Regions from separate parts of the Homo sapiens genome. Here region 2 is linked to region 1. A link is a loop called in an ENCODE intact Hi-C map of the cell type or tissue named here. Cell type or tissue: IMR-90. All regions are shown on one strand. Links, peaks and the distances in the headings refer to the core of each region. The heading gives the core; the rest is flanking DNA. Region 1 overlaps PRKCE (protein kinase C epsilon). Region 2 overlaps PRKCE (protein kinase C epsilon).

Region 1 (2,813 bases), core at 35-2,534:
CCTGTGTCCCAGGCAGGACATAGGTGGCTAACAGCTGGTGCTCAAAACACCCCTTGTAGATCCCCATCTGTCCAGGCTCAGTGCACGTGCAGCTCAGTAAAGAAGAACTCAAAGCGTCTCCCTGGTCTCCAACCACTGATGCTGGAGCTGGGCCTCACACAGAACCTACGCAGCCCTCGTGGCTGCCACTCTGATTCCAGAAACTCAAGAGTCACCTTATCAGTTCCTGTACCAACAGAAAAAGCAAAACCTACAGAGGTCATGCTGGAGTTCTGATTTCCAGGAGGCTCAAGTACTGAATACTGCAGTAAATAAAACCTGCAGTCCTGGGGTAGGTCAATCCTTGAACCATTTCATTGTGGCTCCTCCTGCTGCTATTGTTGTTGTTGCTGCTGTTTTTTCTATCCGTGTTTTTCTTTTTTTTTTTTTTTTTTTGGTTGTTGTTGTTTGTTTGTTTGTTTGCTTGCTTAATTCTACTTAGAAAGAAATCTCGCTGACTAACCAGGGGATTAGAACATGCCCACATCGATATTAAAATGACCAGCCGATTCAGGGAAAAACAATCAAGGCAACTTTTTTCAATCTCATGTATATAAAACCACCAACCTGTTTACTGACTCCTTCACTTTACAACCAGCTGTCAAGACACAATGATTCTTTTCTTACCCTTTTCTTTCCTAAGAATATGCAAAGTTCTTGTGACTGTTTTAAAGATAAGCAAATCAGGCCAGGAAGCTGACCCCCCAATAAACAGGCACATCAATATTTCCCTTCAATTGTGGGAAGGAACCATAACCTGCTTAGATGGAAATATTTAGGTTGCTCACACTACACAAAGAGAGGGAAAAAAAGCTGCCCCCTCTTACCTTTCCTGCTTGAGTATAGCAGCCAGGACTGATCCTACCTCTAAGAGATGACACGTGAGAGCATCTGTTCAGCTTGCAGACCTGATGATACGTGCATAGCGTGGTCTGTGCAGCAGTTACTCAGGTATCCAGTGAAACAGTATTTCTCCACTTGGAATACTGGAAGGACGGTGTCTCTCTTCCATCCCCAGATGTATTCATTTACCAGGACGTGACTCATGCCTGGTAAATTCAACCACACTGACATTTTCCCTTCCTGATCTGCCACGGAGATTTCTGTCTGCATCAGTTTGGGTCCCTGATTAGTCTCAGAACAGTCTTCAGTTGAAGCAGGACAGAGCCTGGAATGCAGGAAGCAACCGCTCCTGCTGCTCCTGTTGGGTTCTGCTGGTCAGACCACACGGTCAGTGTGGTGTCAGACACTGTGCACTACACTGAACGCTGACTGAGGGCAAACAGGAGGGCGAGGAGAAGCCAGGACCTCCGAGAAGCAGCTGAGGGAAGTGCAACAGCCAGCCCCAGTAAATCCAGTGTTAGAGGAGACTGGCAGTCTGAACTGAATGAATGGGCAAATAAGTATCAGACAAAGGACAAACTGAAGAGAAACTCTTAAAATATTTGAAGGATTTCCACATTGGAAGGAGATTTGGTCTGTGTCACTGCAAAGGGTCAAACTAAGCCCAGTGGGTAGAAGTTACAGCAAGGTTCCTTTGATTACACTAGAAGAAAAACCTCTAGTAACTCCAATCCTCTGTGCAACATCGGACCCGTGCTGCCTTGTTCTACAATGAGTTCCTTCCAACCTGGGGGATGCTGGCCTCGGCTGGATGTTCACTTTTGCAAGGCTGTGAACAGAAATACTCTTTGTTCACTGAGAGGCTGGACCAGATGAGCTGGTGGACGTTTAGAACCCCTTGGTAGCATTTTAAAGCATCCAGATTTCCAGGCCCCTCTATCAGAGCTTCTGATTCTGGGGTGGGCCCTGGGAATGTGCATTTATTTTTGAATTCCCCAGGTACTTCCTACTGATGAGTGGGGTTTGGGAACCAGCAGATTAGGCAGCTGCTGGGGTGCCTTCTAACATGAACATTTGGTGATTCTACTGCATTTTTCTCTGATAATTTCATGTGTTGGTAAATCTAACTAAAGAGTCATTTCTTGGACCAGTGGCTTTTAGTCTTCTATCCCAGCACACTGATGGACAAAGTGCACCCCCATCAAAACCATGGCTTCCTACAAGAGGTATCTCATGGAGTTCCCAGGGCCATGTCTCCTGTATCTGACCATGTCTCTACAATGCCTAACACCATACTGGGCTTATGTGAGCCACTCCAGGAATGCCTAGCATTTAAAGCATTTACTGTTTAGTTGATACTATGCTGTGTTGGGTTTTCATAACTGTAGGGTCATATGAAATCAAATTGAGGACCTGAAGGTCCCGACCGTGTTTAGATAGCTGTGGTTTCACTCCATAATTGCATTTCTTGTCCCACTTGGCTGACTTTTAGTCTTATAGACATGTTGTTGGATTCATATGCATGGCTGCCCAGAACCAAGTAAACCATTTCATGATGGCAAGAAAGCGTGGTTGACATCTCCACTCTGCTAAATCCCCTTTCATGTTCTGACTGCTTTAATAAAGCCGAAATTAAAATGTGCTAATCCGGGGGAAACTGGAAACTTGGAAATAATACACTAACGTAAACATACAACTCAATCCCATGGATTCTGAACACTTGATCACATTGTTTTAAATCTTAAGTGGCACAGCTGGTGGCTGAAGGCACGCTGAAGAGGATTTCCATACCACTTCACTAATACTTTCATTTGATGACAGATAAAGCGTGAAAGGGTTTTTTAAATTATTAAATTCTTTGATCTCCATATTTCCATTCAGATTTACTCTGAACACTGAGCAGTGTGGTGAGATAAACTTATAAATATTTG
Region 2 (2,813 bases), core at 179-2,678, 63 kb before region 1:
CAGATCTTTTTTTTTTTTTTTTTGTAATTTTAGTAGAGACAGGGTTTCACCATGTTGGTCAGGCTGGTCTCGAACTCCTGACCTCAAATGATCCACCCGCCTTGGCCTCCCGAAGTGCTAGGATTACAGGCATGAGCCACCGTGCCCAGCAAACAAACTGACTGTTCATGTCTCTAGCAATGTGTCTAGAATAATTTGAAACACATATTTTGGCTTCTAAGAATTGCCTCCCAGGTTTGGCTATGCATGTATCTAATTCTGTGTATAGTAATTTATGTATAAGAAGTTGTTTGTGCCTACATGTGATCTGAGATGTTGGGTGGGTCCCCATATTTTCTCTTCCCGATGTCAGACAAGAAGTGAGGCAGTTCTGAATCTATATCCCAACTCTGCCACTTACCAGCTGGATAAGGTTGGGCTGGTCCAACATATCTTTAAGACTCAGTTTTCTTATCTGTTAACTGGGGATAGGATTGCCAGGATGGAATGATGTAACCTCTGCGAAAGTGCTAGCACAGTGCCTGATCCATGATATCCCAGAAATTCTGCCTCCTCCAGGGGTCTCTAACACTCATTTCTTAAAATACACATTCCCTGCCAGTGCAAGTCACTAAATCCCTAAAACTCCTTTTATTTTTGAAAAATACTTAAGGTCTTTTATGTGTATAAAGCACTGAGATAGATGCTGTGGGATGAAACATATGAAGTATATGCAACTGTAACTTAGGGGAAAGGGACAAATGATGTGGAACAGAGATGAGACTGACTGAGACTTTTAGCATAGCCCGGTGAGAAAGTCAAGATTCCTTTCCCCGGGACTGGGGAGTGACACTGTGCACGGAAACACAAAGTTCCCAGGGAAGAAAGCAAAGACAGTGGGGCTCACAGGTAGGGGTGAGGCTGTGCAGATGTTGATCAACAGGATTCATGCGACAGCTTCCAGACCCTTCAACTTCTCAGGACTGGCTGCCACTGTGTGCTATCACAGACAGTATTCCTTTCCTTCCCACAACAGCCCTGGGCAGCGGGTATCATCATAGGTTTGCAGATAAAGAACTTAAGGTGGGGTGGGGGTGAGTAAACAAGGCTAGGGAGGTGACTGGGACCTGAACTGTAGATGTTTGGTGGAATCCTGTTTTCTTTACCCTGCACCTCAGCTATCTCATCTGAATTTATCATTTCCCATTTGGAAAATTGTATTTTTCTATATTGATGGTAGATTCCCTAAGAATAACAGCCAGAAAACTCTCCTTCTGTAAACCATACAGCATCTAGCAAAGCGTTAGCACGCGTGAGGCCCTTAACATATCAGAAAGAATAGGAAACAATTCTTTTATGCTTGACTTGAAAATTCACCACAGAAGAGCCCTGTAATGCTCCTTTATTCTTCGCTCGTTTTCCAATGCCCTCACTTCCCTGGCATGCAAATTCCACAAAGCTCAGGCCTGAGTGCTGCAGAAATAACAGCAAATTCCTCCAGTTACTTGAAGATAAGAGATTAGAAAAATTACTTCATGTCCTAGAGCAGGCCCTCGAGGGAGATTATGAAGAAATCCTGCTTGTTTTGGGACAAATAGTGGAGACTTGAGAATGACTGTGGTCAATCAGATGGGAATATTGGTTCTTCTGGCAGATGGTACCAGCACCTTCATAAATTTAACAATACACTTGAGAGAAAGACGTTTTTTCCAGATCAACATTGTGGCAAATGTTGATGACTGGCAGGCACCCTCTTCCTGACATTCTCTACATAGGCACCTCCCATCACTCTCAGGAAGCAAGTCCCTCAAAGACCACCAGAGGCCAAACACAAAGACAAGCAAAGTGTGTCTACTTCCCCTACATTAAAAAAAAAAAAAAAAAAAAAAAAAAAGCATAATTTGTTTCTGAACCCAAGGTAAATTTTTTTCAAGTTCTCCATTGCAGTGCTGATAACCGAGAGTCAAAGATAATATTTCATTCTGGGCCAATCTCCAGGGAAAATCTCTCCAAGTCTTTGCATAGGAAAATTCAATCATTTAGGAGCAACACAATTAACTACTTTTCTTCTTCCAAATGCTTTTGTATCCCAAGCTCAGTGTTAAATCTTTTCTATCTCTTACTTCATTTAATCCCACAAGTGCTCTGTGAATCTGGTAAGACTGTTATTATCCCTACCTGCTAGATGAGGAAAAAGAGTTTGAGGGGTTACTTGACTGGCCCAGGACACACAGGTGGTGAGTGAGCAACAGAGTCCACCCTGCCTGACCCCACTTCCATGCTCTGAATCACTTCACTGTGTTGTTTGAGGAGAAAAAAATATACATCGTGTCCACACGCCCGCCCTTTCATGGGATAGAGAACACAGTTGTAGTTGTTGGGGTGGTGGTTGTTTCTAACTCATGGAAACATGCTTATAAGATGTAACAGATAAGCCAGACAATGCTATTTTGATCAAATAGATGTCCTCTCAACTGGAGAGAGAAGACTTTTAGACACTACACTGACAGCTGGAAGCCTGAGGTGTCAAACAACATCTCGGTTTGAAGCCAAAATAAATAGCCTGGTACCTGGTTGATCCCGCCAATAGAAAAAATAATAATAAACAGCCTGTGGCTGTACCTGGGCATTAAGCCTTGGAATCACTACAGAATTGCTTATCTGATTGCATGATCATCCAATTACTTTTTTTAACCCACAATAATGAAAGTACATTCTTATCCTTAATATTCATGGATAAAATCCTGATCCCTGCTGAGGGGAAGCAGGCATTGCCTTGTGTTTCCAGCATGTGGGTGAGCTAGCCTGACGATCCGTCGTGACACTTACACCTA

Evidence for each region. Peaks named below come from ENCODE experiments on the same cell type or tissue, not always from the same donor. Only the 100,000 strongest peaks of a DNase experiment are listed, where the experiment ranks them.
Region 2: a loop joins it to region 1, with 2.1 times the contacts of the local background. A loop is called at or near these places in 6 of 110 quality-filtered maps.

What each region holds. Positions count from the first base shown.
Region 1 is chr2:46,072,052-46,074,864 of GRCh38, reverse strand. The region is part of intron 10 of PRKCE (protein kinase C epsilon); the gene reads right to left. Among named protein-coding and RNA genes, the nearest start is that of EPAS1, 220 kb to the left of the region's middle. In IMR-90, for the core only: no CTCF peak of the experiment used is centred there; DNase peaks (open chromatin) are centred at 1,124 and 2,244; H3K4me3 peaks cover 559 bases; H3K27ac peaks cover 2,230 bases.
Region 2 is chr2:46,134,807-46,137,619 of GRCh38, reverse strand. All of the region lies in intron 11 of PRKCE (protein kinase C epsilon), which reads right to left. Among named protein-coding and RNA genes, the nearest start is that of EPAS1, 160 kb to the left of the region's middle. In IMR-90, for the core only: no CTCF peak of the experiment used is centred there; a DNase peak (open chromatin) is centred at 1,449; H3K27ac peaks cover 217 bases.